2 separate regions of the Homo sapiens genome follow, and region 1 is linked to region 2. Evidence: read pairs that join two places in POLR2A ChIA-PET (ENCODE). Cell type or tissue: CD4-positive, alpha-beta T cell. All regions are shown on one strand. Region 1 overlaps LDHAL6A (lactate dehydrogenase A like 6A). Region 2 overlaps TSG101 (tumor susceptibility 101).

Region 1 (2,500 bases), 62 kb after region 2:
CACACCTGGCTAATTTTTTGTATTTTTAGTAGAGACGGGGTTTCACCGTGTTAGCCAGGATGGTCTTGATCTCCTGACCTAGTGATCCGCCCGCCTCTGCCTCCCAAAGTGCTGGGATTACAGGCATGAGACACCGCACCCGGCCAATTTTTTTGTATTTTTAGTAGAGACAGGGTTTCACCATGTTGGCCAGGCTGGTCTCAAACTCCTGACTTCAAGTGATCCACCTGCCCCGGTCTCTCAAAGTGATGGGATTACAGGCACAAGCCTTAATCCGCGCCCGGCCTTGTATGTATCTTTCTGAATTTTACTTTTACTTTTTGTTTCTGAGACAGGGGCTTGCTCTGTCCCCCAGGTAGGAGTACAGTAGCATGATCATGACTCATTGCAGCCTCAACTTTCTCAGGCTCAGATGATCCTCCCACCTCAGCCTTCTGGGTAGCTGGGACAACAGGCGCCTACCACCACATCACAGGAGCCTGCCACCACATCTGGCTAATTTTTGTATTTTTTGTAGACATGGGGTTTCACCATGTTGCCCAGGCTGGTCTCAAAGTCCAGGACTCAAGTGATCCGCCTGCCTCAGCCTACCAAAGTTACAAGCGTGAGCCCATGCCCAGCCTAGTTTTTTTTTTTTTTTCTTTTTTTTGAGACGGAATCTTGCTCGTTGCCCAGGCTGGAGTGCAGTGGCACTATCTCGGCTCACTGCAACCCACACCTTCCCGGGTTCAAGCGATTTTCCTGCCTCAGCCTCCTGAGTAGCTGGGATTACAGGCGCCTGCCACCATGCCCGGCTAATTTTTTGTGTGTTTTTAGTAGAGACGGGGTTTCACCATGTTGGCCAGGCTGGTCTCAAACTCCTAACCTCATGATTTGCCTGCCATGGCCTCCCAAAGTACTGGGATTACAGGCTTGAGCCACCGCACCCAGCCTTACTTTCAAATCTTGTAAATGTATTACCTTTTAACTACATATTCTTTTTATCTTTATTACATAATAAATTTTTCCTTGGAGGAAAAATAACGCCTTTGTGTTAGTGCTTAGAAGTAAATGATCAAGGTGGGACATGGTGGCTCACGCCTATAATCCCAGCACTTTGGGAGGCCAAGGTGGGCGGATCATGAGCTCAGGAGTTCGAGACCAACCTGGCCAATATGGTGAAACCCTGTCTCTACTAAAAATACAAAAATTAGCCGGGCGTGTTGGCATGCACCTGTAGTCCCAGCTACTCGGGAAGCTGAGGCAGATGAATCGCTTGAACCCAGGAGGCAGAGGTTGAAGTGAGCCATGATCGCGCCACTGCACTCCAGCCTGGGCAACAGAGCGAGATTCTGTCTCAAAAAAAAAACAAGTAAATGACCAAGGCCGGGCGCGGTGGCTCACGCATGTAATCCCAGCACTTTGGGAGGCCAAGGCGGGCGGATCACCTGGGGTCAGGAGTTCCAGACCAGCCTGGCCAACATCGTGAAATCCTGTCTCTACTAAAAATACAAAAATTAGCTGGGCATGGGGGCACATGCCTGTAATCCCAGCTACTTGGGAGGCTGAGGCAGGAGAATCACTTGAACCCGGGAGGCGGAGGTTGCTGTGAGCTATCAGATTGACCATTGCACTGCAGCCTGTGCAACAGAGTGAGACTCCCTCTCAGAAAAAAAAGAAAAGGAAAGAAATAACCAAGCATCCATAATTTAAGCACATATCCAATTCACATTGTTAGTGCTTTTTACCTTTTTTCTTTTTTGAGACAGGGTCTCACTTTGTCACCCAAGCTGGAGTACAGTGGCACATTCATGGCTCACTGCAGCATTAATCTCTTGGTCTCAGGCAAGCTTCCTGCCTCAGCCTCCCAAGTAGCTAGTACTACTAGCATGTACCACCGCACCTGGCATTTTTTTTTTTTTTTTTTGAGACGGAGTTTCTGCTCTTGTTGCCCAGGGTGGAGTGCAATGGTGCGATCTTGGCTGACTGCAACCTCTGCCTCCCGGGTTCAAGCGATTCTCCTGCCTTAGCCTCCCAAGTAGCTGGGATTACAGATGCATGCCACCGTGCCCAGCTAGTTTTTTATATTTTTAGTAGAGATGGGGTTTCACCATGTTAGCCAGGCTGGTCTCAAACTCCTGACCTCAGGTGATCCACCCGCCTTGGCCTCCCAAAGTGCTGGGATTACAGGTGTGAGCCACCGTGCCCGGCCACCTAGCCAATTTTTAATTTTTATTCATTTATTTATATTTTAGAGACAGGGTCTTGCTTTGTTGCCTAGGCTGGTCTCAAACTCCTAGGCTCAAGTGATACTACTGCCTTGGTCTCCCAAAGTGCAGGATTACAGGCATGAGCCACTGCCTGGATCCAGCCTGGATCTTTTTACTCTATTCGAATTACTGGAAATTCAAAGCCAAGCGCTTTACATTTTAAACTAGACTGTACAACTGATCAACCTAGAAGTCTAAGCTGCATTACAAGCAGCCAGGTAACTGAGGTCAACATCAACACTGATAAATCA
Region 2 (2,500 bases):
TCCCAATACTTTGGGAGGTAGAGATGGGAGAATCCACTTGAGGCCAGGAGTTCAGGATCAGCCTGGGCAACATAGCTAGACTCTGTCTCTACAGAAAATTTAAAAATCAGCCAGACTTCGTGGCTTGCACCTGTAGTCCTAGCTACTTGAGAAGCAGAAGCAGGAGGATCACTTAAGCCCAGGAGTTCAAGGTTACAGTGAGCTATGACAGAGAACCTGTCTCAAAAAGTAAAAAATAAACATTTTAAACTATAACAAAATTGGCCAGGTGCAATGGCTCATGCCTGTAATCTCAGCACTTTGGGAGGCTGAGGTGGGCGGATCACTTGAGGTCAGGAGTTTTGGACCAGACTGGCCAAGATGGTGAAACCCCATCTCTACTAAAAATACAAAATTAGCCAGACATGGTGGCGCACGCCTGTAATCCCAGCTACTCGGGAAGCTGAGAAAGGAGAATTGCCTGAACCTGGGAGGCAGAGGTTGCAGTGAGCTGAGATCACGCCACTGCACTCCAGCCTGGGTGACAAAGCGAGAATCCATCTCAAAAACAAATAAATAAATAAAAATAATAAAATAAAGATTGATATGTCCCTCACTGTTTTAGGTTCTAGGGATGCAACAGTGAACAATCAGACAAAGAAACTGTGCTTCTGGAATTTAAATTCTTATAGAAGGCAATAAACAACTCAATAAATACATCAAGAAGTACGTTGGAAAGTGATAAGTGCTTTAGAGAAAATAAAGCAGGGAAGAAATGGGGAATGCTAGGGTGTGGAAATGGGATGAGTCACCGTTTTATATCTGATAGTAAAGAGAGGTCTTTCTGAAAAAATCTACTTGAGCTCACCTGAGAGAGGTAAAGAAACTGTGTGCTTGACATGGGGCTTACACCTGAAATCCAAACATTTTGGGAGGCGGAAGCTAGAGGATCACATTGAGGCCAGGAGTTCCAGACCAGCCTGGGCAACATAGCATGACCTTGTCTCTTCTCTACTAAAAATATAAAAAAATTAGCCAGGCGTGGTGCATACCTCTAATCCCAGCTGGTTGGGAGGCTGAGATGGGAGGATCACTTGAGCCCAGGAGTTTGAGGTTGCAGTGAGCTGTGATCACACCACTGTACTCCAGCTTGGGTGACAGAGCAAGATCCTGTCAAGAAAAAAACAAACCTGGAACAATCTGGGGTAAGAACATTTCAGAAGGAAGGAAAAACAAATGCAAAGACTCATAGACAGAAGTTTGTCATGCATGATAGAGGAACAACAAAGGAGGGTATGGTGGCTAGACTGGAGTGAGCAAGGGAGGAAAGTGGTGGTATGGGTCTAGACAGCATCAATGGTATGGGAGGTTTGGAGGGCCTTGCAGGCCATTGTAAGGACCTTGGCATTTACTTGGAGTATGATGAAAAGCCGTTGCTGTGTTTCAGCTGTTAGCAATATTACTCTAGATGCTATGCTGAGACTAGACTGTAGGGGGTTAACGATGGAGGCAGAGACACGTAAGGAGGCTGTTGCAGTAATCTAGGTGAGAGGTGCTGGTGGCTTAGACCAGGACTGTAGCTGTGGAGATTCCGGATGTATTTTGAAGGCAAAGCTAACAGGATATTTTGACAGATTTGCTGTGGATGTGAAGAAAAGAGAGGGCATCAAGGATAATGTCATGGTTTTTGGCCTGAGCACCTGGAAGGATATGTATGTATACACATATGGAAGACACTGGAGAAGTAAATTTGGGGAGAAGATGAGGAGTTCAGTTTTGGTCATGTTCAATTTGACATTTATTAGATATCCAAGGGAAATGTCAAATTGGTAATTGTATATATGTTTTCTGGAGTTCAGAGAAGAGGTTAAGATTGGAAAATTTTAATTTAAGGGTTTCAACATATAAATTAATTTTCAACCATGAGGGAGATCAAAGGAATGAGTTTAGATAGAGAAGAAGACCAAGGACTTAGCCTGTGCTCAATAATAATTGGTTAGGATAAGAGAACGAACCAGCAAAGAGACTGAGAAGGCACAGGCACAGAGTGCAGGAGAACAGTTGATGTCCTGGAAATCAAATGAAGAACATGTTTTAAGAGAAAGGGAGCTGGGCATGATGGCTCATGCCTGTAATCCCAACACTGTGGGAGGCTGAGGTGGACAGATTGCTTGAGTCTAGAAATTCAAGACTAGCCTGGGCAACATGCTAAAATCCAGCTCTATCAAAAATATACAAAAATTAGCCAAACACTGTGGCGCATACCTGTAGTCCCAGCTACTTGGAAGGCTGAGATGGGAGGATTGCTTGAGCCTGGGAGGTGGAGGTTGCAGTGAACTGAGATCACACCACCGCACTCCAGCCTGGGTGACAGCCACATGCTGTCTCAAAAAAAAAAAAAAAAAAAAAAAAAAGGAAGGGGCCAGGTGCAGTGGTTCATACCTGTAATACCAACACTTTGGAAGGCTGAGTTGAGAGGATCACTTCCAGGAGTTTGAGAACAGCTTGGGCAACATAGTGA

The links. ChIA-PET counts read pairs that join two places held together with the same protein. Peaks named below come from ENCODE experiments on the same cell type or tissue, not always from the same donor. Only the 100,000 strongest peaks of a DNase experiment are listed, where the experiment ranks them.
Region 1: POLR2A ChIA-PET joins it to region 2 with 5 read pairs; 3 of 35 experiments call an interaction of 5 or more read pairs at or near these places.

What each region holds. Positions count from the first base shown.
Region 1 is chr11:18,460,001-18,462,500 of GRCh38, reverse strand. All of the region lies in intron 1 of LDHAL6A (lactate dehydrogenase A like 6A), which reads right to left. Among named protein-coding and RNA genes, the nearest start is that of LDHAL6A, 5.4 kb to the right of the region's middle. In CD4-positive, alpha-beta T cell, no CTCF peak of the experiment used is centred here; no DNase peak of the experiment used is centred here.
Region 2 is chr11:18,521,564-18,524,063 of GRCh38, reverse strand. All of the region lies in intron 1 of TSG101 (tumor susceptibility 101), which reads left to right. Among named protein-coding and RNA genes, the nearest start is that of TSG101, 4.1 kb to the left of the region's middle. In CD4-positive, alpha-beta T cell, no CTCF peak of the experiment used is centred here; a DNase peak (open chromatin) is centred at 1,473.